Linked DNA regions of Mus musculus: regions 2, 3, 4, 5 and 6 are each linked to region 1. The links are chromatin loops, found by intact Hi-C in ENCODE. Cell type or tissue: heart. All regions are shown on one strand. Links, peaks and the distances in the headings refer to the core of each region. The heading gives the core; the rest is flanking DNA. Region 1 overlaps Gm40562 (a long non-coding RNA gene). Region 2 has its middle 73 kb from the start of Gm10000. Region 3 overlaps Dicer1 (dicer 1, ribonuclease type III). Region 4 holds the start of Gm46375 (a long non-coding RNA gene). Region 5 overlaps Syne3 (spectrin repeat containing, nuclear envelope family member 3). Region 6 has its middle 49 kb from the start of Gm31573.

Region 1 (4,931 bases), core at 539-4,538:
GTCTGTGAATTTGAATCTGCATCCAGGCCATCCTGCAGAGTCCCCATTTCTCCTGCCTTTTCCCTGCCTTCTCCCTGCTTGCATGGAGAGACATCCGCTAGTGTTGACCTGAACTTAAGTCATGCAAGGTCTGAGGCCAAAGAAGGAATAGAATCCTTATGGAGACCCATCTGGCTACACCCTGCCAAGGTGGCCTAGTGTAGGGCAGGCAGGAAAACCAATGTACTGACAATGGTTATGCTGAAAGTCTTCATGGATTCATCTTTATATCAACCCAGTGAGACCAGATTTTTTTTTTTTTAACAGATAAGGAATTAAAGGCCCAGAGTGGTCAAGTAACTTGGGTAAGGACACACAGAGCATAGCTGGTAAGCCTGAGATTTGAACCCACATATGAACCTACTTTATTTTTCTCTTCTCTTCTCTTCTCTTCTCTTCTCTTCTCTTCTCTTCTCTTCTCTTCTCTTCTCTTCTCTTCTCTCCTCTCCTCTCCTCTCCTGTCCTGTCCTGTCCTGTCCTGTCCTGTCCTGTCCTGTCCTGTCCTGTCCTGTCCTGTCCTGTCCTGTCCTGTCCTGTCCTGTCCTGTCCTGTCCTGTCCTGTCCTGTCCTGTCCTGTCCTGTCCTGTCCTGTCCTGTCCTGTCCTGTCCTGTCCTGTCCTGTCCTGTCCTGTCCTGTCCTGTCCTGTCCTGTCCTGTCCTGTCCTGTCCTGTCCTGTCCTGTCCTGTCCTGTCCTGTCCTGTCCTGTCCTGTCCTGTCCTGTCCTGTCCTGTCCTGTCCTGTCCTGTCCTGTCCTGTCCTGTCCTGTCCTGTCCTGTCCTGTCCTGTCCTGTCCTGTCCTGTCCTGTCCTGTCCTGTCCTGTCCTGTCCTGTCCTGTCCTGTCCTGTCTTTTCTTTTTTCTTTTCTTTTCTTTTCTTTTCTTTTCTTTTCTTTTCTTTTCTGACAGGGTTGTTATGTAGTCCTGATCTTATCAGACCTTCTTGTCTCAGTCTGTTAAGGCCTGGGACATAGACATATACCACCATAGTCAGCTTGCAACCCGTGTGTGTGTGTGTGTGTGTGTGTGCTCTTTCACTATCAAGGGAATATTTCTTTATCCCTGGCGTAAATTGCTAATTCTTTCCCTATTCGCTGGCTGACCTTGCCATCGCTTTCCCAGTTCAGTTTGTAAGTGTGTCCTGAAGGGATGGTGAGGTGGCTCAGTCACCAAAGGTTTGCTTTGTAAGCATGGACAGCTGAGTTCGATCCTTAGAATCTGTACAGATGCCAGGTGTGGTACTCTTATTTGTTATCCCAGCACCAGGGAAGCAGAGACTCCTTGGCCAGCCAGGCTACTCGCTTGATGGGTTCCAGGCCAGTGAGAGACCCTGCTTCAAAAGCAAGAACAAAGTAAAGGGTATGCACAGAATGACAGCTGAGCCAGGTATGGTGACACATACCTTTAATCCCAGCACTGGGGAGGTAGAAAAGGGTAGAACTCTGAGACCAGCAACTTCCAGGACAGCCAGAGATACACAGCAAGACCATCTAAAAAACAAAACAAAACAAAACAAAACAAAACAAACAAACAGGGGTGGAAGTTGTTCTCTGACCTCCACACACAGGCATGCACATATGAGATACACACAAATGCATATGCACACACAATGTATGAGAAGTTAGCAATTCTTAGCTGTTTGAGTAATATATCCTTGGAGAGAGGACTTTGCCATTTTGGAGTTATATGTAAGCATGTTGTAGGTTTTGTTTGTCTTTATTTTATTTTATTTTATTTTATTTATATGAGTATACTGTAGTTATCTTCAGACACACCAGAAGAAGGCATCAGATCGCATTACAGATGGCTGTGAGCCACCATGTGGTTGCTGGGAATCGAACTCAGGACATCTGGAAGAGCAGCCAGTACTCTTAACCACTGAGACATCTCTCCAGCCACCCCCCCCCCAAAAAAAAACCGTTTTAAGGCTTTTTAGCATACACACATGAACATTGGCTTCATCTGGAATTTATTTATATTTAGAATGAGTTGTTATCACTCCTTTTTCTTTGTCTTGTTTTGGGGAAAGGGTCACACATAGCCCACACTGCCCTTGAACTCACTACATAGCAAAAGACAACCATAAACTCAAGTTCTGCGTCTCCAGAGCTGGAGAGCTAGACCACGCTTGGCACATGCAGGAGGATTCTGGGGATGCTAAGTGACCAGTTTTCAGGAATTACCAGTCTGGTGCTCAGACAGAGCTACAGAAAGGTGGCCGTGCCATTGGGTCTTAAGCCAGCTGCTCACGTGAGGTTGAAGATTCTCAAGGTGTGGAGGGCAGAGGGCAGAGAAAAAACTTGTGAGCGTCTCATGCTTAGAGTGGCCTGGAGCACGCTATGCAGGCAAGGTTGGCCTTGAACTTGATCTCCATGTCTGGGATCACAGGTGTGCTGTCCGAGTCCCTCAAGTGCCCTTGACATCCCGAGGCTGTTGTCTCAAAGCCCTTTTAGTGTCTTCCTGAGACCCTAAGCATAAACGCGTCTAAGAAAGGCAAGCTGCACATTTCATTCCTGTGTCTCACAGGGGACTCTAGTGACTCTGGAAAATGTCCCTGGTCAGAGGGGCTGGGCAGGAAGGTGCAGGCGGAAGACCGGGGATCTGGCTTCTTCTGGATGCCTCTTTGTTTGTGGAGGGGAGCAGCGTGGGGGGAGCACCCGCCCTTTCTCCTGTTGTCTGATCCTGCTTTCCTCTTCCCATCTGTCTTTCCTGGCCTACGAATGAGGTCAGGGACACTCGGGGGGCTCAGGTGATTTAGAATGCTCAAGACTCGGAGGCACAAGGGAGCCGGTCTTTGAAAAGTTTCTGATCCTTCGCCAGAGCCTGCTCCTACCTTGTCTTTCCCTAAAATCCTGCTCACAGGCCTGGTTTGTCTCCAGGCTGCTGCTGGCTGATCCAGCGCAACTCGCAGGCGCCTCTGGACGCTGCTCTGTCGCCGCCTAGTGGCCCAAAGCGGGAAAGCACCTTTTAAAATCCCGGGCTCTGGGTATTCATTGGTTCAAGCCAAGCCTCAGAGCAGCTTAGACTTTCGCTGTCTCCTTCCCGAGAGGCTTCCTTGGGTGCTGTTTCCATCCTGGGCTATTTCCTTCCTCACACCGAGGCTCTTTCATGAGCAGAACCAACAATTGAGTTTTAGCTTCACTGCTTTCCTTTAAGCCTCAGTTTTTCCATCTATAAAGTGGGAAAGAAAAGCCAGCATTGGTCTTATAGAGCCTTTATGAGTAGGACAGGAATGTAATGTTGTTTTATTTTTAAATGCCTACTGCATGACATTAAACAAGGCTAGTGCAAAGCTAAGATTCCATCAAATATATAATATATAACAATATATAATATATAACATAATATACATTCTATCTATCTATCTATCTATCTATCTATCTATCTATTTGAGAGTATACTGTATATGCTGTGCACCCATGTGCACACACACAGGAACCAGAGCAGGATGCCTTCTCCTATCACTTTGCCTTATTGCCTCAAGACAGGGTCTCTTGCTGGGTGGGAGCCCACCACATCCACTCTGAGACAATTCTAGAATGCAATGAAGAAGCTGCAACCCAAGCCGTGGTGCGGTGGGATCTCACAGCTGCTAAATTGGAGGATGAATCAAGGCAGATATGAGATTCCAGGACAAGTGACATTTCCCCGTGGTGATGGGGATGGGGTGGGGTGGGGGGCAGCAGTCTGTGCGATGGGAAGGGCACAGTCACTGTGGAGGTCTGTGGCGCTCAGTCTGGGGCTCCATCTAGAGAGGGGCTGTACCTTCATGCAAGGGCTCAGGGAGGCGATGTGCACTTAGTCTATGACTTTTCTGTAGCTTTGAGTGTCCTTCAATGAAATGTAAAGAAAGTAACCCCAGAGTGGGTAAATCCATGGGAGTGGGTTACGGGCACTCTCTGCAATTTAAAATGAATTTACCGTGCTTCAGTATGTACAGTCAGACAGATTTGCCATCTTAAATTGTTCTTTATCTAGGGCTGGGGAGATGGCCTCGCTGGTAAAGTGCTTTCCCTGCAAGCATGTGGACCGGAGTTCAAGCTCCATGCCTCTGACTCTTTACTCAAAAAAACACTGAGAATATGCATTTTGAAATGTCATTCGTGTGAAGACAAATTCAGTCCAGGCAGCTGTCTTCTCAATCATCGCGGGTTACAGGGCCTGGCTTGCTGTGCTGCAGAGAGATGGTGGCTTTGCCCATTGGATGTCCAGGCTGAGTGCTTCCCACCCACTCGAGGGCATTTCCTGCAGGTGCATCGTTACCCCTCCCCCCAAAGGCTCTAGCAAGCAGGCTCTGGGTGCCAAAGAACAACTTAATGTCAAGTATCCTTTCAGGGCTCCCATGCTAGCTGCTAGGGACAGGGTGTGGGAGAACGAAAATTAGGAAGTCCTTAGGGATCTGGGCGTAGAATCTGGAGAGGGCTGGCTGCTGGTACAGCCATGTGGCAGCTGCCACTGTTGGCAAGGGCTGGGTGGCTGGATCTATGAACACCGCCTACCCCCTGCCTCAGCAGTGATGATGGGAGGGTACCTCTTGTCTTGCTTTTACCATTTGGGCATTTGGAGCCACCTCAGTGTGGAGGAGGAAGTCTCTGCATCCTGAACTTGTTTGCTGTCATAGGTGTCTGCTGGCCACAGGTCTCATAGACCAGAGGTTCCTGCAGTGGGCTTCAAGGCAGAATATATGGGAAGGTTTGAGAGGCTAACTGGATCAGGTTGAAAAGCGGTTGGATGTGGGTCTCTGCCAAGCAAGTGCCCTACTATTGTGCCCCAACCCTCATCGGTGTCTAAAGTTATAAGCAGAATTAATGACTTGGACTGGGTCTGGGTGGGGTGGGTGATCTGGTGATTGGGTGTAACTGGGACTATAGAGTAACCATCCTTCCAACATCCAC
Region 2 (4,931 bases), core at 504-4,503, 110 kb before region 1:
CCTCCTTTGAGAGCCAGACCTCCCTGGTGCAGCCAGGACAGGCTGAGCCATTCCTTCTAGCCCTTCCCTCTCTTCTCCAACTTCCATAGCTGGTAAGAAGGAGCCACTCCAAGAATAGGGACTGGATCTCTTGTCCTTCCTCCTGTTTGTGCCACTTGGCTTCTGATTCTCAGGCTAATCTCACCCGAGGCTAATCCCTCGGGTGGGGATTGCTCAAGCCATATAAACTGGCTGGCCACTCTGCCCTTGTCTCACCAGACATGTAGCTAGTTCTAGATGCCATTCATCTGCTCCCAGGTGTCCCCATGGCACTCGTGGCATAAGCTGTGACACATGTGCCCATAGAGTCATCTCTCCAGATTGTGGCCCTCAGGGGCTGTGCCCTGTGACTGGTGTGCAAGCCACCTTTGATGATGAGCAAGCACTTGAACAAATGCTGTTGTAACAGAAATGGTTCACAGTTCCAGCTCACTTATGCCTATCTCAGCGGGACACTGCTAGTGTGGGCCACAGTCCCTCACTGTCACCCTTTCATGACTTGAGGTGTGCTGGGGGAGGGTCTTTCCTGGGAAACAGGCTGATGTCATTGGGCAGACTCCTACCGGTGAGTCATCTTTGTGAAGCTAGCCAAGCTAATGTGGTTGGGAACCTTCTGTGACTTGGGCCAGGGTGGTGATGCACTGGCCAGGTCTGCCCAGGACACACTGCTGTGGAAGGTATTAGTGTTCCAGCCCCTCTCAGATTTGGTTACAGCTGGTGACAACCACAGCATCAAGACAGCACTACTGGAAGCTGCCTAACTCTGCAGTCTGAGGCTGTGTTGTCCTTATCCATCTCAGCTACCATGGTGAGGGCCAGCAAGGGGGGGACCCTGGTGCGTCTGGTATTTACAGAGCCACACATATGCAGGGCTCCAGCAAAGCTGGGCTTAGGCTGTGGACTGATAGGCTTTTAGCAGGCTTAAGGAAGGTGTGTGTCTCCTCTATAGAGAGCCTACCCACAGCTGACCACTTGGTTACTTTCACTGCTCAGTGGGTCATCTGTCCTGTGTGCCTTGAAGGTCCTTATATGACCTCCCGCAAAGCTCATCAACCCACAGACGTAGTTAATGACGGCATCATCTGCTTCCCTGTCTCTATTGGAGGTTCAGAGGGGAGGAGACTCGACCAAGGTCACAAAGCTCCAGTCTCAGGCCCCCCACAAGCCAAGGAGCCTGCTGGGTGCACAGAAGGCTGTGAAATAGAGCCAAGTACATGGTCAGGCCTCACTCCCTGCTCCAGGCTAATTAGAAGGGAGGCTATTCTATTCTTTGAGGCCTCTCCGGATTCTCCAGGCAGGCTTCCTCCCTCTCCTATGTGACTGCTCTCTTCTCTCCTTTCCTTACAGATCACAGAAGCCTTCCCACCTCTGTCTACTTTTCTTGGATGAGACTCAACTTAGACCTTACACACACACACACACACACACACACACACACACACACACACACACATACACACACACATGTTCCAGGTATCCCAAAGGAGTAGCCTTGGTTGGCCAGGCTGCCCCCGTGTGGATCAGATCAGGGGAGCTCTTGGGCTTCAGCTGTAGGCTGGGACCTCCCCCCATCCCACAAGCCCCTAGAATTCCAGGCCAGAGTGTGTTCTCATTAGATGCTGGAGGGAAGAATGTGGTGAGTGAGTCACCACCTCTTTCTCCACTGCTTTGTCTCAGTCAGGATACTCCAGAGAACTGTCTTCTGTCCTCAGGACCACCCAAGTGCACCGGCATCCAGTGAGCTAGACCCACAGTGGGGAAGACAGCATCAGCCTTTAGATAGCACCTGCTGTTTACTTGGTACCCTGCACTGAGTGCGATGAGACACCCTCCCTCTAGGGATAGGAGTCAGAGCCGAGCAGGCTTGGGGGCTATATTGCTGGTTTGCAGGATTTTGCCTAACTTATGCACTCAAAAAACAGTTTGAAGAATGCTGAAAATATCAGGATCAAAATGTGTCAAGTGCCAGTGATTTGGCCTCTGACCTCTTCGGGAGGCATCTCTGCAGGTTCGTAGGGCAACTTTAGCTTGAAGTATCAGGCATCACTTGCTTGGGAAGCTGGAGGCTGTAACTCAAAGATCACAAAGATCACGGGTTTGGTAGGATTGGTTCTCCCGGGTTTAATTCGAGGCCTGTAGAGGGTGCTTCCCCCTCTGTGTTCACATCCACGTCCCTCTGTGTATCTATGCCCTAGCTCCTTCTAAGGACAACACTCTCATTGAGTCAGGATCCAACTCCATGACCCCATTTAACCTTAATTGCACCTTTTAGGTCCTGACCCCAATGAAGGTCACATGTGGGAAAGAAGGGTATAGCTCCGTCGGTCATCATGGCCTTAAGGGTACCACCCACCTGGACTCAGAGTTTGGCTCCCTACTCAGAGTAGTAGCCACTTGAGTGAATCATTGGGCTCAGATCCTGAGCGCCTAACACCCGTCCCCTTCTCCAAATGGCAGAATCAACCGCCCTGCGAATTCTAAGACTCGCAGTGTCATCTAAAATTATTTCTGGGCTGGGGCATCCTGGTGAGTGGGTGTGGGTAGGGTCCTAGCCTGGCTGGAGCACAGGATGCCCACCAGTGAACTTGTGAAGGTCAGGCTCGAAGGTGAGCTAGGCTGAGCAGAGCTTAGGGACATTTGCAGTGCAGAAAGGTGGAGAAGGAGCTGAGCAAGGAAGCCAGGCAGGGCAAACTGCAGAAGAGGGGAACATCCTGCAGAGAGTGGCTTCCATGGGAAGGATTGGCACAATGGGGTCGCCAAAAGTAGGCAATGGGATGCTTTATAGAGGTGACCTGAAGGGGGCAGTGTAGGGCTAAAACCTTCTCTTAACTATTTACCATGTCCTGTGGCATGCAAGGCTTCACTACCCTGGACAATGGTACCCTTTCCTCAATGCAAGTGGAGCTTATGAAGGGTCCTGAAGGACTCCCGGAGGCCTTGATGGGGGAGCGGAGAGGTGCAAGCTAATCCCAGCCTCCAGCCAACCTCCACATCCACAAGCCTCCCTTGTCCACCCAGCTTGGCCTTCCTCTCCAGCGGGCACATCCCACCGCTGTGGCTGCGTCAGGAATTACCTCTCTTTTGGGCCAAAGACAAAAAAGAATGCAGGCTGCTTTCCAGGCTTATTAAATTACATATGGCGTATTCTTCCCGAGCGCGTCCCGTCTTAGTGGAGCTTAGAGCTGCACTCAGGCCAGCCGGGCTCCGGTTACCTGTAATGAGTGCAGCGATCCGGGGCTTAGCGATAATTCTGCGCTGATTCTCTGTGCTCTGGAGCCCTGTTGGCCAACTCGGCCCACAATGAAGATCAACACAAGGCCCCTTCCACCCAATGTCACTGTGCGATCCTTGGTCCTCACGGGACCAACACCACCCTTCTCTCCTACTTAAGAGTGGCTGAATGCCCTCAGGACAGATTAGACAACCGTTTACACCCCCTTGGGGAAGAAGGAAAGTTGGAGCAAGAAATAAAAACCCAAGCCCCCCTCCAAAAAAAAAAAGTAGCTAATTCCATCCTGTCAGCAGTGGATATTAAAGCTACAATAGTACTACTGTTGAGTTTTAATTTAATTTTCAGAAAGGTAAGCAAAGCCCCCAGTGCAGGCTATAGAGGAGGTGCTGGACCCTTTCCCCCCCTGCAGGCAGTCTGGAGTTTTCCTGGGGCCTGGGAAGATTCCCAGCCTCAAAGAAAAAAAGAGTCTAGCTCAGTCACAGCTGTATTACTGAGCATCTACTTTGCGTCTGACCTTTGCCATAGCCTGCAAGCCTTGTAGTGCCTCTGAGGCAAATGTGGTCATCTCTGTTTCATGGAAGGAGAAACTGAAGGTTAGAAAGGCGGTGTGATTTTGCCGAGGGTGCTCAGGCAACAAAGAGGCCAAGCTAAGACCGGGCCTCCACCCTTCCTGGCTCTGTGGGTTTTCCAGTCATGAACCAAGTTCTCTGCTGCTGCTCAAATCCTGGCGACTGGAAGGTACCTCACTGACTGTGCCCCACCGTGATCCTCTAAAGCAGCTAGTGATGTTTCTTAGCTGTCAAATGGTGCTCACATCCTAGCTCCATTGGGAGCCCTGCCTTCTCCTCCTGGAACTGCATTCCTCTGTATTTGTGGGACCCCTCTTCCCTAGTGCTGGGATTAGGGTTCTGTATAGGTTACCCAAAAGCTAACTATCATTGTATGCCCAGCCTAGAGCTAGGCAGGGAGGAGGCAAGTACCCACCACTCCCCTGGGAGTCTCTCTACTCCCCATATTCCCAAGATCCTTCAGGAGAAACAGAAAGGACAGCCAGAGTGAAGTGGAGGCAGAGAAGGCTTCCCAGCATCAGCCAGCACTAGGGGCCACACCAACTCCCCTCACTGACAAAGGCTACCATGGCAAGTAGCCTGTGAGGCCAGCTGGAGGTGCCCACTAGCAGGAAGAACAGACAGAGGACACCAGGGACCTGGGAACATGTTTCCTCTAGGTGGCTCTTCAGCATTTTCAGGATCCCTGGGACATTAAGTGGTGCCTACAATGACTTCCAAGAGACAGACAGATTGGAATCTCAGATTGACCACAAGTGTGTAGGGTGCCTGGGGTGTTTTCCTTGTCACTTTTTGGTCCCAGTTTTTACATGTGTGTGTGTATGTGCTAGAGAGCACGCTCCCGCACGCACATGCACACGCACATGCACACACACAGTTCCACCACTCCATGCCAACAGAGCATCTGGATCTACGTTGACAAGTGTCACCTTATATTCCTGACCAGGACATGAGCGTCTGCAAACTCTGGCTTTACCGTTTAGGGAGAGTTTCTCATCCATGCTGAGAAAATCGGATCTCTGTTTTTCAGCTGAAGCATCAGAGAAGCAGCTATAGCAGACATACTGGAACTCAAATGTGATGACATCAGG
Region 3 (4,931 bases), core at 448-4,447, 260 kb before region 1:
AATGCCAGTGATGGGTTTAACCTGGAGCGGCTTGAGATGCTTGGCGACTCCTTTTTAAAGCATGCTATCACCACATATCTGTTTTGCACGTACCCTGATGCTCATGAAGGCCGCCTTTCATATATGAGAAGCAAAAAGGTAAGGCACGATTCTCGTTCTGGGCTGTTGCTTCTTCAGTGTGCCTGAAAACAGGCCAAGTTACCCATGGGGAATTCTCCGTGAGTCGGTGCAGCTGCTACTCATTCGAGTTCATTAGGGCCAGTGAAGCCCATGGAGGCATTGCCCAGTAGTGACGTGAGGGCACCAGTGGTACAGCCAGGCTTCGGGCTGACCTTCTCTTACTGGGAAAAGTGCAGTTTAAAATAAACCTTTGTGCAAATGAGGAACCATTTTGCAGATGAAAAAACTGATGCCCAGACAGTGGGATTAGCTTGTACCGGGTTGTTCACTAGTCCCAGGTCGTTCACTAGTCCCAGGTATTTAGGGGAGTATGTCTGAGACTAGAGGCCTCACCTGCTGGCTGCCTTCCCAGTGTTCTTAAGACAGGCCACGACAACTGTGACATCGTGGACATGGTGGGTAGTGGCGGCAGCAAGGTTAGGAGGAAGACATTGAGGAGGCTGTCAGGGCTGCTTACTAGACGAAGATCAGTCAGTGGAGACATGTGAAATAAGAATACCAGACCCTATTAAGCAGGAAAGATACTACTTTAACATCTCAAAATTTCATCCATTCGTCTGTTCAGACCCTTTTCACTTCATTTCCTGCAGAAATATTTATTGTTTCCTCTGCCTGGTATCAGGTGGGTTCAGCATCTTCTTCCAGACAGACCCTGCCTGAACTCCAGCTTGCCAGTCTTAACACAAGCTCCATGCTCTCTGGACAGCCTGTGTCTTTGCTTCAAGCTAACCTTCCCTGTGTCTTTGCTCAAGCTAGCCCTCCCTGGGATTGTCCTCATTGCCAACTGCTGCTGGAATTGTGCCTCACAACAAGTCCTTAGTTGTAGCCTTTCTGTTCCACTGAGCTTTTCTCTTGACTTAGAATATTTTCCTCCTATTGCTGTCTTCCTCTTGGGATGCTCTCACATGTCATGGAAAAGGAAACCAACATTTATGTATATTGGTTCCATGGTAGACAGCTGAGAGGTGTGTTGACTCGTGGTAGTTTCAAACACAGCCTGCTACATTGCAAGGACCGTTTCTCTGTCTCTTTGCACGCTTTCTACCAGACTGTGGCCAGTGCTGATTGTGGGTACCAGATGCTGGCTAAGTAGCATCTGAGTTACATGGAAAGGGCTCCTGAAGTATTCCAGTAAGGTTTTAGAAACAGGGAATGAGATTAATGGTGATAGCTGCTAGTCTCCAAGTGAGAACTAGACAGAAATGTCAGGTTTTAAGTAAATTAGGGTCATGGTAGAGCCATTAGGAAAGGCAAAAGGACTGGAAGGAGGATAGTAAAGCCACCTAGGTGGTGTCCTGCGCAGCAGCTGTTCTTTAGCACCTTTTACTCCAGTGCTGAATGCTATCCACCACACAAAGAGCAATATTTGAGAGTGAGAGGGTTGGTGTCACATTATTGATGCTTAGACTCAAGAGATAACAATTGTTTTGTATGGTGATGGTTCTCACCTTACAACATATTCATCCCTTTTCTCACTGAGAATATCATGACATCTTGAGTTCCATGGTCTTGACAACTGCTCCCAGCCTCACTTGTCATCTTGAATTTCATATTGTCAGTCTGTGATTTAAAACTTTGAAATTGAACTCTTTCTTTGACTTATTTATGAGGAGAGGAGTTTATATACATTAGGTTTTTGTGGATTCCATTTTGGATCAAATATTTGACGTGGAAGGCTGTCTAGTACTTGGAAATCTAGAGTTGTTATTTTAACTGTGTAGTCCTTATAACTGCTGACCATCGTGCAATACAAAAACACTGGCAAAAATGTATTGGCACACTGTATCTCCCAGCCATGGCCATGTATGGGTAAGTGTTTGTGACTCTTTTCTGCCGAAGGTCAGCAACTGTAACCTGTATCGCCTTGGCAAGAAGAAGGGACTGCCCAGCCGCATGGTGGTGTCGATATTCGATCCTCCTGTGAATTGGCTTCCTCCTGGTTATGTGGTAAACCAAGACAAAAGTAACTCAGAGAAGTGGGAAAAGGATGAAATGGTAAGCTCTCAGCATGGAGCTTTTTGTTTGTGTTGACTGAAGAATGTTGTTTTTTGTTGTTTTCTTTCTGCTGTACGTTTGCCATGTAGTAGATATTTCATGTGTTGGCAGGCCGTCTGTGACTTCAGAAATAGTGTTGGTTTTGGTGCAGTGTGATTTCTCTTACCTCCCCTCCCCATTCCAGAGGCATAAACTTCTGTTATGTTTCCACTTAGAAATAAAATCAGAGCCCTCTCAGATTCCTTCCCTCTCATGTTACAGTGTAGCCTTAGCCATTTGCTGGAGTGACTCTGCAGTGACCTGTGATCTCCAGGCTGTGTCTGGAAGAATTCAGTTCAGCACAGACTAGCTTGGGCAGTGCTAGCTTGGAACTATTTCCTCTTGCCAACCTGACGACAGCTCGCCGCCGCTGTATGGGAAGGTTGCAGTGTACTACTATAAAGACTTTAAACCGGGCCACAGACTGGAGAATTCTCTTTAGTAGCTACAGCTTCCTTTGTCTTGTCCTCAAGCCACCAGGGGGCAGCCCGGAGGCCTGGACTCCCAGCTTGTGGCTGGGGGTCAGTTGTCTTGTACTTCTTTGAAGTTCTCATCTGTTCAGGCGTCTCGCTTGCCAGATTTATTTTGTATTGATGACAAATGGGCTCGCATTATTTCATTTTTACTTCAGGCTTTAATGATAATGCCGTTTCTGTTACAGGTTTGTGACTAGTATCTTCCCATGCCTTGTTTCTGACATTTCTGTCTCAATGAGTCCTAAGTGTCTGTAGGTGGTGGGTCTCTGAGGCCTGCTCTGATGTAGGCCTGCTTGCTGAGTTTATTTATAACTCACGTAGGATTTGACTTATCACAGAAATGCAACTTAGCTGGAAAACATTAAGAGCATTTTAATGCAAATTAAGTCTGAGGATGGCATTTGCTATTAATTTATAACACACACACATACACACACTCTCGAATACATGATGCACACACTCACACACACTTAGAAAAGTGAAGAATTTGAACCTTAGAAAAAGTACTTCATTTTTACTAAAAACAGGCCAGCAGGCCTCCTCTTCTGTCTAATATTTGATCCTTTAGGTAGCAGTGACATGCCAGGGCATTCCTGCGTTACATGTTACAGCGTGGACTTGTGTTTTCTGTCCTTTTCTGCTGACTCAGTCCTTCGTTCCTAGCACACACTCTCAGACTTTCATCTGGTGCCGTACACATAATCACTAGGGAGTCCCAGAGTCGGAGTGGTTATGGACGCAAGGTCCTTCCAGTTCCTTCTGCCCCTGGGTCACAGCTCAGTCTCTGAATGCCTCCTAGGAGAGAGAGTGAGAACAGTAGACTGTACTATCAAGAGATACACACACACACACACACACACACACACACACACACACACTTTTCAAATGCCTTTTGTGTTTTGGAGAGCATCTTTGAAGTATAACTCCTTGTGAAAATGAAGAGTCTGCACAGTGCCAGGGATGTAGAAGACAGCGCAGGATCACTGGGTGACAGCACCATGTTACAGGGCATGATTTATGCAGGAACTCTGCAGTTTACAACCTCAGGCTAAATAATGTCAAGTTGGCCCATCTTGTCTTAAGACCTAAATAATAAAGCTGATGTGGTGGCACATGCTTTTCCCATCACTTGGGATACAGAGGTAGGTGGGTCTCAGAGTTCAAGGCCAACCTGGTTTTACATAGTGAGTTCCAGGCCACCCAAGGCTACACAGTTAGATCCTGTCTCAAACAAAACAAACAGAAACAGACATTAGTTAAAGTCTTTCATGTTATCTTGGAAAAATGGGATAGTTTCTTGAGGTTTGCTGATAGCTGGGTACTTGGTCTGTACAAGGTGTCTATTCACCTTGTAGATACTGGTGCCTGTAGAGGCCAGAAGAGGGAGTTGGATCACCTGCAACCCTCATTAGAGTTGGTTATAAACTGCCATGTTGGTGCTGGGAACTGAACCCAGATCGCCTGCCAAGAGCAGCCAGTATTCTTAATCTCTGAGCCATCCCTTGGGCCCCTGTTGATGTTTAGTGTTTTTTATTTTTCAAAAAAAAATATTTTTTTTTGGTTTATTTTTTTAGTGATTGCATGTGGTTACATGGCTAGACTCAAAGCTATTTTTCTTTCAGGCAAATACAGAGTTTCTATCTTTTGTGAGTCTGGTTTAAACTGAGATGTATGCTTGTTTTAAAGTCACATGGAAAATAGTTTGAAAGCGTTTTGTCACAATTCCCTGGAAAGTTGTTCCATTCAAAGTTGAAGTTTACAGTCCTGCATTTGCCCTCAAGTAGGGTGGTGGCGCTGTGTGTGACTTTATGGCATTGCAGAGATTGGGTGGTATCTTAGCATTGCAGAAGATGAGGTCACTGCTGAATCATAGCCCATTATTAAAGTTGTCACTCACAAACAGCTTTTGTCAAAGAAATTGGATTTAGCAAAGATTTTGACAGAAATGGGATTGTTTTGTTCCATTTTAGTCTAATTTTTCTTCTGTTTTGTCAGCCTGCTATGACCTGTTGGCCTGAGTACCACAGCTCTGAACAGAGGGCGAAAGAATAATTTCCCAAATTCATATCCTCTTTCAATGGGCTTGTTTAGTTTTTAGTTTTTAAGCAAAGCAGTTTAGTTTTACATTGGAGCAAATGTTTTTTGATTTGAAGTGGAAGTAGAGAGAGAAACTGTTATAATGCCCTCCTATAGTTTTTAGTGATAAAGGGTTTTAAAAATAATTTTGTCTGCTTTTATATT
Region 4 (4,931 bases), core at 563-4,562, 580 kb before region 1:
TCTCCAAAAGATATCCAGCTACACACGCAGAGAACATGCTTAAGAGTCCACTATGGGGCTGGAGAGATGGCTCAGTGGTGAGGGGCACTGACTGCTCGTCCATGAGTCCTGAGTTCCCAGAAACCACATGGTGGCTCACAACCATCTGTAATGACATCTGATGCCCTCTTCTGGTGTGTCCGAAGACAGCAACAGTGTATTCATATACATAAATAAATAAATCATTTTTTTAAAAAAGAATAGGTTAAAAAAAGTACTCTATGAGAGGAAAAATTTCATTCTCAAAATAAAAAATTTTTTTCCTCTTCTTCCTGTTATCAGTAGTTCTGAATGTTAGATAATTTTTCCATGGGATCAAAGGTACCCAAGTATATGATTGGGGGGTGGAAACATAGGGGACAGAATCAGGTATTGGTAGCTTCTCCACATTCATGTGTGAGCTTTTAATATAAATTCAAGATGTAAAGCATTAATGCAAGCAAAATGTTTCAGTGAACACGTTTTCAACAGTTCAACTTTATAACAATTTTAAATAAACCTGTTAGATTTTTCTGAACAATGCCAGCATTCGGATTTTTAAAACATAAGTAAATTTATATTGACAGAAACTAAATGGTGTTTGTGACATTTTTATCATCCAGTAGAGTTCATCCATTCACTATACCTTCTGAGTTGCCCTGTGTACAAGTTTTTAATATTGTCTGTCCTCTGCTTTTCCTATAAGTTTGCTATTAAAACACATTAAACTCTCTCTATATGAATTAATTCATATATACATATATATATATAACAAATATATACATATATGTATGTATCTATATATATAATTCATATATACATGTATATGTATATACTATTATATATGAATTAAATGGTACAAGAATTAAGTGAGCACAATGGCTCAGTGGCTAAAGGGCCTGCAACCAAGCTTGGTGACCTGAGTTCCACCACCAGGTCGCACACAGGGGAAGGAGCAAGCTGACCCCACAAATCCTTCTCCCCTACCGCCTGTTTAATATGCAGTGCTGTTTTGCTGTCTGGGGTTGGATTTGGCTTTTAACAGCAGATAGTTTCTGTCACTCATTACCTCCCAAAGACTTGTGAGGAGATGCCTAGACCACAAAAACAAGGAGCCAGTCAGTATCACGGGGCCAAGGGCCCCTCTGATAGTCTCAGCCACAAGAACACGTGTTCTCTTCTGAGGAGTGACGGCCTCTGACTCCTGCTGAGTCAGAATTTCACTCAGCATTTCCCAAACCATTGAGGCTGGATAATTTCATGCTTTCAAACCATCACTATCACGAGAGTCCACTGCACACAGGACTCCCGTCGCCAAGAAAGCAGTTACCGCAGGGTTCCGCCAGGGCGGCCTGGGCTAGAGATGGGGAGGTGGAACTTCCCATTCTCCCTTTCAGAAGACGATTAGGAAAAGGGTCTTTAAAACTGGCTCTTTTTCTGACTGTTTACCCAGAAGGATAACACTTGTTAACTCTGAATGCTGTATTTTTGAAAGTGTAGCTGGTAGATACAAAATTCCAAAGGATTTTAATTTAAACACACAAAAAAACTATTCTGCTTTTCAAAAATGCAAAGTAAGCTTTTTTTTTTTTTTTTGCAAAGGCCTCACTGGCAAGTTGGGAACCTTTATTGTCTCAGGGTGAAGTTAGCACTTGTGGGTGAGTGGGTGCCTTCTTCTCTAGGTGCCTAGGTGGACTGAGCCCAGCCTTCCTGTGACTTTTTTGTGAAGCCATGGTTGTGTGAGTTAGTTCTACTCTGACCCTCCCATCCATCCGCACATCTGCCTTCACACAGCACAGCTGCTGCCCTGAGATAATTCATACGAGTGCTAGGCTATCTAGGGAAGCAGATAAGATCCTGTCAGTCTCCTCTGTGTGTGTGTGTGTGTGTGTGTGTGTGTGTCCCACACACACACGCCCTCAAGCGCCTTGGAACTGACCTGTAACTCATTGTGATCCTCCTGCAGCAGCCTCCTGAGTTCTACCATTAAAGGTGTGCAGGACTACCCCCGGCTTTAATAAGAAGAATTCTCTTGAAGAAATTGTTTCTTGTGGAAAAAAAAAAAAATTAAGAGTCTTCATTTCAAGAGGTGGGAGTGGGGGGAGGAAGAACTGAGCATTTTAGTGAGTCTCCTGTCTTATCCTGTAAGGCCAGCAGGGGGCACTAGCTTGTCATCTACAGAAGCTGGAGCCCTGCTGATAATGTAGTCTGGGAATCGGTAAGTGGCCCAGATTTGTGCTTTCCCCTAGTGCCAGAACCTATCCTATGGAGTAGTTAACTCACGTGCTTTCTATTAGAGTCACAAAATGGCATATATAACGGGGTCATTGGGAGACTTAAAAGTTGACAGATAGTCTGAGATACTAAAAGGGGTACACGAGGCTCGGTTGGTAGAATGTTTACTTAGCAAGCAGGAATTTCTGAATTCAGTTCCCAACACTGCAGGACATGGGGTGTGATGGTGAATGCCTGTAATCCCAGCACTCAGGCGGTGGAGGCAGAAAGATGAGAATTCAAGGTCATCCTTGGTTATATACTGAGTTCCAGCCAGCCTGAAGTAGGTGAGACCCCTGCCATCCTCACCTCCACTCCCCTCAACCAAAACGAAGCAGAAAAGAACATTCTGGAAGCATTGGGTATAAACGAGGAGGATCCTGGGGTACTGGTCTGCCTGGGCTGACTAGAGACCTGCTTCAAAAAAAAAATATGAATGAGCAAACACATTTCAAGAGGATGGATGCTTGGTTCCCTCACAATGCCGGAGGAACAGTTTTGTAGACAGCCCTCCTGCAGTCCGTGGTCAGTACCTTGGGATACCGGTCATCAGGTGTGAGGGACTGAGTGCTGCCCGCATGGAGTCCTTTTCCTAACTGAACCACAGCAGGTTTGTTGAGACAATAGTAGACGTGATGGAGACCCACCCACTAAGAGATATAGAGACCACCATCAGCCTGAGCAGTCCAGCACCAATCCCACACAGTCGCAGGCACTAAAGAACATGAGCATGACCCTCGATGGCTGCTTGGCCCTCTCTTCTCAGAAATGTGTGTTCTCCTCCTATGTATTTCCTATGCTTCGCCCATTCCCCTGTGGGTTCCCAGGCAGAAATGGTTGTGTAGCCTGGTGCCTTCACACTGTTCCTGGCCTGTAGGGTCTGCTCAGTACATAATTCTAACATAAGGGACAGGAAACACCGTAAATAATTCAGGACAGTGCCTCTACAAGTCTCAAAGTATGAAACTCAAAATATAGTACCCCTCTCCCAGAGGATGCCTGAGACCACAAATAGAACTGAATCCTGTATACATACTATGTTTTTACATCCATGTGTTACCTGTGATTAAAGTCAACTTATAAATGAACTGAAGGAAGAACAGTAGCAACAATAATAGCAACAAGACCGTGATAGCAACACTGTAGCTATAGTTCTACCACTGTGGTCCCTCCACACATTTCTGCCTTCTCCAGGAAGAACTCTACAGCTTCTCTTTGGCATATTCAAGTTGCCAACATCCCCGGGACTCTGAGGACACAAGTAAGACAGGGTGACATAAACACAGGGGTTGCCATACCCAGCGGGAGACCTGAAGACCAGCATAGCCACTAACCGGCTCACAGGCAGGTAGCGCATACCGTGTGAATACTCTAGACTGGCAGTGGATACTCTAGGCGGGCAGCGCATACCGTGTGGATACGCTAGGCGGGCAACACATACCGTGTGGATACGCTAGGCGGACAGCGCATACCGTGTGGACACTCTAGGCGGGCAGCGCATACCGTGTGGATACTCTAGGCGGGCAGCGCATACCGTGTGGATACTCTAGGCAGGTAGCGCATACCGTGTGGATACTCTAGGCAGGTAGTGCATACCGTGTGGATACGCTAGGCGGGCAGCGCATACCGTGTGGATACTCTAGGCGGGCAGCGCATACCGTGTGGATACTCTAGGCAGGTAGTGCATACCGTGTGGATACTCTAGGCAGGTAGTGCATACCGTGTGGACACTCTAGGCGGGCAGCGCATACTGTGTGGATACTCTAGGCGGGCAGCGCATACCGTGTGGATACTCTAGGCAGGTAGTGCATACCGTGTGGATACGCTAGGCGGGCAGCGCATACCGTGTGGATACTCTAGGCGGGCAGCGCATACCGTGTGGATACTCTAGGCGGGTAGTGCATACCGTGTGGATACTCTAGGCGGGTAGTGCATACCGTGTGGACACTCTAGGCAGGCAGCGCATACCGTGTGGATACTCTAGGCGGGCAGCGCATACCGTGTGGATACTCTAGGCAGGTAGTGCATACCGTGTGGATACGCTAGGCGGGCAGCGCATACCGTGTGGATACGCTAGGCGGGCAACACATACCGTGTGGATACGCTAGGCGGGCAGCGCATACCGTGTGGACACTCTAGGCGGGCAGCGCATACCGTGTGGATACTCTAGGCAGGCAGTGCATACCGTGTGGATACTCTAGGTGGGCAGCGCATATAGTGTGGATACTCTAGGCAGGCAGTGCATATGGTGTGGATACACTGAGCAAAGCATGATTCACTTTCCCCGCACGCCGAGTTGGATGCCGAGCAGCTGCAAGCTGCTGAGGAGGAGTTTGCCTTGAACTCTTGGCTGCTCACTGGTAACTGAAACTGTGGCAAACCAAACTGCTCCTCAGCAAAGGTTCCGGTGCTGACCATAGATGCCACAGAAAGAGACAAAGCACCTGTGTGCCTGGGGTTCTGGGGTGAGGCGTCTGCTTTGCATGCAAAAGGCCCTCACTTCAAGTCCCAGACTCACAGCTCCTGCCGCCATGCTAGATAGGACATTAGGAGGAAAACTACCCTGTCCAGTCCTGAACACCTCACAGTCGTGCAATGACACATGCAAGAATGTCACTAAGAACTGGCAGGAACTAGGG
Region 5 (4,000 bases), core at 1-4,000, 500 kb before region 1:
GCCAGGCTTTGGCTTTCGCTGCCTCATCCTTGTGAGGCTGCAGAAACACATCAGCTTCAAAGCTGGTGTTATTCCCCCTAGGTTGTCAAAAATCCTAAGAGCAAAAGGAGATCTGGACAGAGGCCTCCCTTCTCAGGCCTCGTCCATGTCTGGGGCTTCTGTGGGGCCTTTACTTGGTTTGTGGTGGTTTGGATTGAGCCCAGGGCTTCCGACACACTAGGCAAGTGCTCTGCCGTGGAGGCTGTGACTCCACCCCTTACTCTGTCCTTACTCGCTGCCCCTGTTTGGTAGTCCATTGCTGGCTTTAAATGTTCTCAGTGAATGGCTTATCCTACGGAGGGAGCCGCACATCACCAGCAAGTCCACCCACCCACTCCCCACCCTCTATTCCAGTCATATCAAATGACCTCCAGTCCATCCCACACGGGGGTGGGTTCTGAGTAGCTTAGCCAGGGTCCAAAGCTGGGATTGAAGCTTACGCTCCAACCTGTGGACCCCTGATCCCCACATCACAGCATCTGTCAGGACTCCCGGGAGGAGGAAATGTCACCCTAGGGGAAAGCCGTGGTCTTCTTAGACAGATAAAGCTTACGTGACTGAGCAACAATGCTGGCAGTCTCAAATGCCAGCAGTGTCATCTCTCAGTGATCATTATTTTATCATGGTGACCACTGTGACAAACCTTTTGTGATCCCAGTTTGTCAGTGTTGGGAGTAACAGCCTCACTGCCATTCTTCTGCCTGTTGGGAGTTCTCTGACATTCTGGATGCAAGGCTGGAAAGATGGCTCTGTAGTCGAGAACTTTTGTTGCTCTTGGAGAGGACCTGCGTTTCCTTCCCAGCATGCACATGGTGGCTCAGAACCATCCACAACTCCAGTTCTGTAGGTATCAGGCACACTCATGATGCACATAGATATAGGCAGGCAAATGCTCGTGCACACTCATGATGCACATAGATATAGGCAGGCAAATGCTCGTGCACATTCATGATGCACATAGATATAGGCAGGCAAATGCTCGTGCACACTCATGATGCACATAGATATAGGCAGGCAAATGCTCGTGCATATAAAATAAATACGTCTAGGGCCCATTTTTAAAAAGAATATTTTATGTGTATGAGTGTTTTATCTGCATGAATGTCTGTGCCCTTATGTGCTACATCTGTGCCTGGTGCCTTTGGAGACCAGAAGAGGACATCAGAGTCTTTGGAACTAAAGTTAAAAATAGTTATGAATCAATATTTGGGTGCTGAGTACTGAACTCAGGTTTTCTAAAAGAACAGCCATAATTTTTAACCATTGAGCCATCTCTCCATCCCTAAAAACCCTTTTTAAAAAACTTGCATGGATGAGAATCTCATATTACTGGCCCTGCCCACATCTCCCAGCATGCTTCATGGGGCCCTTGATTGGCATCCTTATCAGCCAGGTGGGGTTCTTGAGCCACTGGGCATCTGTGGCATGATGCCACCTTCTCTCTCAGGAGCTGGAGGCCCGAATCCCAGAAGGCCAGCACCTCTTTGAGAACCTGCTTCGTCTCAGGCCGGCAAGGGACCCCTCCAACGAGCTGGAAGATCTGCGCTACCGGTGGATGCTGTACAAGTCCAAGCTCAAGGACTCTGGCCACCTGCTGGTAGGTGCTGGGGCCAAAGGTTGGGGGTCCCAGGAGGCAACCATGTCTCGGGGAGACAGAATTGCATCTATGCATGTTCATTCCTGCGTGTCCATATTATCAGGCCACGGTGGCTGCTTAAAGGAGGAGAGGAACACTCTTGGCTCTCAGGTTCTTGTAATATTATTTATCCATCTTACCTCCCAGGGAGGCTGGAGTCTATGACTAAGGGCAGTGACTCCTGCTTAGTACATAAAGATGTCTTGCTCCCTCTGTGTTATAGTTTTACATCATTTCCCATTTGATCCTAGAACCACCTTCTGCTGGAATAGCTGCATCCCAGACTCCAGGGGGAATAGCTGAGTCCCACTCCTAACCCCAAGGCTAGAAGGGCCACATAGCCCTTCACTGGGGCGTGGTGTTGCCATGGGGATGCCATATGGAGCTGAATCCTGAGCCTCGGCTCCTCTCTTCCTGGCTAGCCCTTTTATCTCCTGGACCTCCTGTCCCTACGAAAACCATTGGTTAAGATAATGATAGCCTTTGTTAAAGACCATGACCTCCTAACTTGCCCGTGTAGGAGAGGGTCTGGTGACCAAAGCGAGACAAAGAAGTTAAGTGTCCTGGGTCCAGGAAGGAGCGGGTAGGGTGGCTCCCTGGACCCCACTTTTCAGCCACAGCTTGAGGCAAGCCAGGCTTTTTTGGCTCTGCAATTGCCAGGTTGGCCACTAGGTGTCAGCTCAGCCCAGGCCATATCGACCACATTCCGAGCCCTGGCCAAGGCCATCCAGACAGTGCCACCTGGACCTGAAGTGTGTTAAAAAGCTCATTAAATGGGATCCCCTGCTGGTGCAGGCTGTCCAGATGACCAGCAGTTTGAACAAAATACTCCCCTGACAGAATGAATATTCTGTTACGGGGGTTCTGCTGGGGTTTAAGTTTTACGCGCCTAGCTGACTTTTTTTTTTTTTAAACCCCATTTCTTCTCCTTTCCCTAAAATAACAGACCGAGAGTTCTCCGGGGGAGCTGACTGCATTCCAGAAGGTACGTGTCTGCCATCTGTTCCACACAGCTAGAGGGCAGAGAATGTGCAAGGCTTGGAGCCTGTGACTCTGGCGCAGGGTGTCTGGGTTTTCTAGAATGTTCCCGGAGAGCTGGAGATCACAGATGGAGAATCAGCTTTGGTCTGTAATGGGCTGGGCCCCCGAGGTGTGTGTTCTCAGGAAGCCCCAGGCTCAGGGAGGGATTGAAGTGTGTGTAGATGACTTAGCCTTGACGTGAGACTGAGAAGGACCCTGGATTTGTCATCCAGGCCTCGGGACACTCTGGAGAGAGACTGAATGCTGCACTGATTATACCTGTGACAGCAGATGTAAACCAGGACTGGCCCAGGAGCCTGGACTATCCCAGGCAAATAGATCTTGTGGCCTTTTTGGCCCCAGGGGACTCATTAGAAAGGGTGGTGGAGTCCTTTGCTCTGCCAGACAGGCTGTGCCCACTGCTGTCCACTGAAACACTTTGGCTCTTCCCGTACTGGTCACGGCGAAAGCGAGAACAGTGCCAGTTCCTGCCCTCTAGGTGGCACCCCTAAGGTGACACCAGGTGTCACACCAGATGACACAGCCTAGGATCTGGGTGTCAGGACTGGTGCTCAGTGGCCTCAGTTCTTTTTGCAGTGCTGTTTAAGGTGCTCCGGGTTTTAGAGAATGCACCCATGATCCTTAGACTCATGCATGGGCTTGGGCAGTAAGTCGTTGCTCTGCCTGTGGCAGAGGATGGCTGCCCGCTCACTTCCTGACCAACTAGCAATGAAGGGAGAGGGAGAGGCTGGGAGAAGGGGAGGGAAAGAGAGAGAAGGGGTGGGGAGGAAGGGGGAGAGGGGGAAATTGAGTACTGAGACCTGGGCATAAGCTTCAGCCAGCTAGGCTCCAACTCTCATAGTCTCTGTAACCTCCCCTAATAGGGACAGCCACCTAGGGGTCGAGCTGTCCAAACCACGATTCTGTGGGGACATCTGCAACTCAAGCCAGGACAGTCGTGGCTGGGCATCTCCATGCACTCTGCCACTCACAAGGAATAGCTTCCTTAACCCAGCTCTAAGCCCGTGGAGGGAACATCATGGAGACAAGATGTGCCCAGCAGCATGTGACTGCTAACTGGCATCAGCCTCAGCACCTAATGCTTTGCTGTCTCACAGGGTGCCTTGGAGGCCTCCCTGGGGCTCGGAGGGTCTCCCCAATCCTGTCCCTTGCTGTCCCCAGTGTTACCACTGTTTTCTTGCCAAACGTTGACCCTAATAACGTGAGTCCACAGCACAGTCTGGTTCAAAGGACCCGGCGTCACTTCAGATCCCTCGTGCCCCAGAGTCAGCATCCCTGGTGTGG
Region 6 (4,931 bases), core at 362-4,361, 170 kb before region 1:
CTGTGTGTTCTTAAGAAGCCAAGTTAGGAGTCTAGGGACCTGGTTCATTTGGTAGAGTGCTTGCCGGACCGCATGAGGACCAGAGTTGAGTTTCCCAGAATTCACATGAAAGTCTGGGTGTGGCAGCACACAACTCCTTCATCTGGAGAGGACCCCTGCAGGTTTGCTGGACAGCTAGTCTAGCCAATGAGTGAGAGACTCTGTTGAAAACAAATATGGTAGAGAGGAGTGGAAGCCACCCAATGTTGACCACTAGCCTGCATACACACACACACACACACACACACATACTTGCACATGACATAAAGTACAGGGTGATGGTGTCTCTGAGAAACTCTTTCCAGGGAGGCTTAACAGAGAGAAATGTGTGATGTGCCCTTAAAGTACACAGGCCGCATCCAAGGATAATGCAGCATGCTTGCCCGCCATTGCTTTTTCCTGTGCCAGAGTGCCCACCCTCTGCAGACATCAGACACTTGATATTAGTGATATTAGTGACTCTACAGGGAGCTCCCAGGTTCTCAACACCCGGTTGAGGCTGCTGAAGCAACAGCCTTCACAAACTGAGCAGCAACTGGGTTCTCAGTTTGCAGCAGCCATCACTGGACTACCCAGCTTCTATCATATAAGCCAATAAATCTCTTTTCTAATGTAGATTCAACCCGTTGATCTGTCCCTTGAGTGCCCTACCTAGTACATTGTGCATTGAAAGATTTAGAGAACATCAGGCCTTTCCTGATTCCAGTCACCCCGTCAGCACCAGGGTGGAGCAACGCCTTCCCAGCTGCCCCCACTCTCTTCTGGAAACCACGTCTTAGCTCCAAGTTGGGCACAGGATGCTTGCATGCTCACAGTACCCCCTTTGCTTTGCTCCTGTGGGGCACGCAAGTAGCCTTTAAACTGGCTAAGAAGAAAGAGAAAGAGATCAAAGCGAGAGATTGGAGGGTTGCAGGCACCAGTCTGAGGCCTGCATCTTTAAGCTAGGTAACCCCACAGCGATTATCCGGGCGTAATTACCAGTTGAAGGGCTGATGAAAGAGCTTGAGACCACCAGTGTTCATGCACCTCCAGAACACGCCTGGAAGACCATGGAATTTGTACTGACCAGTCTGCCTGCACTGGCCCGTTTACTTCCCGCTTCCTCTGATAATTCTATAATGAGCCACCGGGTTCTTGTCTCCTAAGGCACACATGTGCATGTCCTGGACAGGGTGACAGGAAGAGGCGAGGTTGGGTTTGTGCTGTGACACCGATGACAAGTACCAGTGATCCAGGGACAGTGGATTCTGGCTGCATTTCTCTTTCCTCCTTCCTCCTGCCTCTCCGTCTGGATCTTCCTTCTGGATCTGTCTCCAGTCACTAGACCGGACTTTCTTTGGCATCTGCTGCGTTCTCAGGTCACACTGGCTTGAGCAGAAATGGGCTCAAAGGTGCTGTGGCTGGGGACATGATGAGTCCCAGGACTGAAGCTGCGACCGCTCCACCACACACAAGCACGCACGCAGCACGCACTCTCTTTCCGTTCCTCTCTTCATATCTCTTTCTCAGGCTTCCTTTCTCACGTAAGCCCTCTTTTAATGTCTCTTGGTAGCAGATAGCCCTCACATCGGCTCCACTCCTTATACTCAAGAAGAAAGGGTACTTCTCCCCAGCAACAGACTCAGAAATCCCAGAGTGGGACCCTGGTTGGCTATTCTTCAGTCACGTGGCTTCTCTTGAGCCAGTCATTGCACCCAGAGGGAGGAGGTTCTATGATTGACGGGACCTGAGTCACATGGCCACCCTGTTGCCTTAAGGAGCACGTTGAAAGTTCAGCTCTGCTTTTCTTTCCAGAGGTCTGGTCCAGAATCTCCTGGTTCTAGCAAGCTTGACACATACATCCCCTCCTGCCTCTGTTCCTTCACCCTGCCAGGCATCTTGTTTCATTGGATTCCCATAAGTAACACAGGGAACAGACACTATAGAGTCTGTTCTACAGGTGAGAAACAGAATCTGAGGACCTCAGCGAGGACAGCGAGGGTGGATGCATGCTAAATGACAAGAGGGTGAGAAGAATGTGTCCAGCTTTCCAGGAGAAACTTCAGGAGGTGAAGCCTTGCTGGGGGAAGTCTGTCACTGGGGACATACTCTCTGGAACAGCTAGAAGGATGCCTCTCAAGAGTATGGCCCCTGGTGTAGGTTGGGTCTCCTCACTTCTGAGCGGCAGGGTATGAAGCTTTGCTGGGAGCAGGAGAAAGATGTTTTCCCACCACAAGCAGATGGCGCTGCTGAGGATGCGCATGTCTTTAGGACATCATCTGCAGTCACTCCCTCTAGTCCGTATGGTACTATTTTGTCCTCAGGAAGATGTATGATACCCCTTTTCTTGGTCTAGCCTGCTCTGATCAGTGGAAGATGGCAGAAATGACACTGGGCAGGACCTGGGAGGAGCCTAAGGGTGCCAAGACACTGGGTTATAAACAAGAGCCCAGCTAGAGATGGGAGGGGAGGGAAGGGAACACCATGTGGAAGAGGGCTTGGTGCTTCACACAGGAACATCTCAGAGACTGGTGATCCCAATGGAGACCTGTAGGAGTGGCAAAGTGGCCCAGCTGAGTCCTGCCAAGATCCCTGTAGAACTGTGAATACCAAGTGTAGAACTGTGAATACCAAGCTGTGTTGCTTGGGGCAACTGTGTTGTGCTTTGCTCTGTGACCACGCACAGCAGATCCTGGTGTTTCAGGGCACGTTGCCTTCCACATTTCACAGCCTACATTCCTCCTGTGCTCTGTGCCTGGTCCTTGTGAAACTTGCCTCTCTCTCATCATGTCTGAGGAAAGCGTGTCCCTGTTACCCACTTTTGACATTAATAATGTATGGAAGGGAAGTGCTTCAGGCCTTGGGGATGAGGTGTTTCTCTAGGAGGGCGAGATGGAGTGAACTGAAGGTGCATGCCTGCAGTTCTTGCTAGAGAGACCATACACCCTTTCCTGTAGCTTGGGGGAGTGTGGAAGGATGCTATGTAGGCTTGGTCATTATGATGCTATTAGTGGTTAGTCGTTACTGAACACACACACTCTGCATGCAAAGTTGTACATTCTCTAAATGTGGTGGGCCCTCTTCACTGTCAGCTTGGCTGGATTCAGACTCACCTGGGAGACACAATTCTGGTGTGTCTGTGAGGGTGCTTTCCAGAGGCTTAACTAAGGTAGGAAGACTCAGCTTGAATGTGGGTAGCACCGTCCCTTGGGTTGAGGTTCTAGATGGAATAAGAAGTAGGAAGTGAGCAGAGCCGCAGCATCCTTCTCTTACTCTGACTACATATGCCAGGTGGGAAGCTGCCTCACATTCCGCCAGCATGGCTTCCCACCGTGATGAGCTCTACGCTCAAACTATGAGCCCAAATAAACTCTTCCTTCCTATGTTTGCTTTTGTCGTAATCAGAAAGTAACGAATGCCCTAGGGATGCTGGTAAAATACAGAAATGTCTAAAAAATCAAGCAGGCAGAAGAGCCCATTTAATGCTATTGCCCTGCCGTAAGTGGTTGTTGAGGTTTGATATGAGATGTGCACCCCACCCCATAGACCCATGTGTTTGAACACTTGCCGCACCCCCCCCCCACCCCTGCTTGCTGGTGGCACTGTTTAGGAAAGTTTATGGAACCTTTATTATAAAAGTATCTTTTATTGGCCAGATATAATTGTTATCGCGGAGGCTTACTGCTGAATAAACTCACCCTTTCTAGTTCTTTCTGAACCCTGGCTGGCTGATTCAACTCAGCTGTTCTAGCCTTTCAAAACCTCTCCATGCTGACTGATTCAATCTGGCTTCTCTTGGCTTCTCACTCAATTGATCTGCTTGGCCTCATACTAACTTTGAGAAGATGTTCTAATCTTCTGGCTCCTTCTCATACTCTGGCTCTCTGTGTCTTTACCTGTGTCTACCTTATTCATTCATGACCTGTCTCTGTCAGACTGTCCATGTAAAATCTGCCCTACACCGTCCTCCCCTCTCTGTTCTTCTAAGCAGCCTCTCTTTCCTGTGCTGTTCTTGTGAGACCTGGATGTATCTCATCTCCTGACTCATTCTGTCAAATCTTTCTCTAATTCATCACTTTGTCTGCCCCTCAGTTAGATGTCACTTTCAAACATGCCTGCTTCCTTTTATAAACTAATTTTACTTTCATTGTTAGTGATTAAAGGTATATATTAAGGGTGTATGTGTATTCCAGCCAGACCATACTGTAATCCAGAGTGTGTCTGCATTCCAGCCAGATCATACAGACCTAGAAGGTTTTTTTTTTTTTTTTTTTTTTTTTGCATGTGATCCCTTGCCAGAGCAGCTGTGTTGGTGGTTTAAGATTCCTCTACATCTAGGAGGTAGAGCCTTGCTGGAAGAAGCACCTCACAGTGTGTGTGTGTGTGTGTGTGTGTGTGTGTGTCAGACTTTTGCTTTACTTCCTGTTACTTCTCTCTATGTCTTATGTGTGGAGGAATTGTGATCAGCCAGCTTCTTGCTCCTGCTGCTCTATCTTCCCTGCTGTGGTGGAAGGCATGGCAGTTCCCTCAGGAACTGTAAGACAAAGTAAGTTCTTTCTGTCTTTTTTGTCAGGGGATTTTATCAGAATGACAGAAGAGGAACTATTGCAGAGGTGTTACCAGTTTGGAATGTTGTCTCTTAGCCTTTTCTACTAAGTGGGTATACACTGAGTGTATATACACACACACACACACACATACACACACACACACACAGAGAGAGAGAGAGAGAGAGAGAGAGAGCTCACAGTTTTCAAAAGGGGATCTTTTGAAAACCAGGGCCATCTCTCTTATGTGACAATAACCTTCTTCAGAAGCAGTGCATCTATTGCTAGAGAGACAATGACAGCACTGGGTATTTTAGAAGACACCCGACTGAAAAAAAAAATCACAGCTTGCAGGAGACCGATGGG

Evidence for each region. A loop is a pair of places that touch in the nucleus more often than their neighbours do. Peaks named below come from ENCODE experiments on the same cell type or tissue, not always from the same donor. Only the 100,000 strongest peaks of a DNase experiment are listed, where the experiment ranks them.
Region 2: a loop joins it to region 1, with 2.1 times the contacts of the local background. A loop is called at or near these places in 4 of 42 quality-filtered maps.
Region 3: it touches region 1 in a loop (13-fold over the local background); 16 of 42 quality-filtered maps call a loop at or near these places.
Region 4: it touches region 1 in a loop (3-fold over the local background); 4 of 42 quality-filtered maps call a loop at or near these places.
Region 5: a loop joins it to region 1, with 6 times the contacts of the local background. A loop is called at or near these places in 26 of 42 quality-filtered maps.
Region 6: it touches region 1 in a loop (2.0-fold over the local background); 2 of 42 quality-filtered maps call a loop at or near these places.

The regions. Positions count from the first base shown.
Region 1 is chr12:104,438,293-104,443,223 of GRCm38, reverse strand. It overlaps Gm40562 (a long non-coding RNA gene), which reads right to left. Exons shown (of 4, transcript XR_872954.2): 4 at 3,066-3,207. Among named protein-coding and RNA genes, the nearest start is that of Gm40562, 6.8 kb to the right of the region's middle. In heart, for the core only: a CTCF peak has its summit at 2,975 (motif pointing left); a DNase peak (open chromatin) is centred at 2,953; H3K27ac peaks cover 447 bases; H3K27me3 peaks cover 2,114 bases.
Region 2 is chr12:104,544,488-104,549,418 of GRCm38, reverse strand. No RefSeq gene overlaps it. Among named protein-coding and RNA genes, the nearest start is that of Gm10000, 73 kb to the right of the region's middle. In heart, for the core only: a CTCF peak has its summit at 2,833 (motif pointing right); no DNase peak of the experiment used is centred there; H3K27me3 peaks cover 298 bases.
Region 3 is chr12:104,697,609-104,702,539 of GRCm38, reverse strand. It overlaps Dicer1 (dicer 1, ribonuclease type III), which reads left to right. Exons shown (of 27, transcript NM_148948.2): 21 at 1-138; 22 at 2,020-2,175. Among named protein-coding and RNA genes, the nearest start is that of Gm31573, 37 kb to the right of the region's middle. In heart, for the core only: a CTCF peak has its summit at 2,694 (motif pointing right); no DNase peak of the experiment used is centred there.
Region 4 is chr12:105,022,715-105,027,645 of GRCm38, reverse strand. It overlaps Gm46375 (a long non-coding RNA gene), which reads left to right and starts at 890. Exons shown (of 2, transcript XR_003950255.1): 1 at 890-4,931. In heart, for the core only: a CTCF peak has its summit at 2,172 (motif pointing right); a DNase peak (open chromatin) is centred at 2,186.
Region 5 is chr12:104,938,242-104,942,241 of GRCm38, reverse strand. Syne3 (spectrin repeat containing, nuclear envelope family member 3) reads left to right here. Exons shown (of 19, transcript NM_001042699.2): 17 at 1,487-1,636; 18 at 2,622-2,660. Among named protein-coding and RNA genes, the nearest start is that of Syne3, 58 kb to the left of the region's middle. In heart, for the core only: no CTCF peak of the experiment used is centred there; DNase peaks (open chromatin) are centred at 1,601 and 2,331; H3K27me3 peaks cover 665 bases.
Region 6 is chr12:104,611,209-104,616,139 of GRCm38, reverse strand. No RefSeq gene overlaps it. Among named protein-coding and RNA genes, the nearest start is that of Gm31573, 49 kb to the left of the region's middle. In heart, for the core only: a CTCF peak has its summit at 2,253; a DNase peak (open chromatin) is centred at 1,709; H3K4me3 peaks cover 381 bases; H3K27ac peaks cover 919 bases.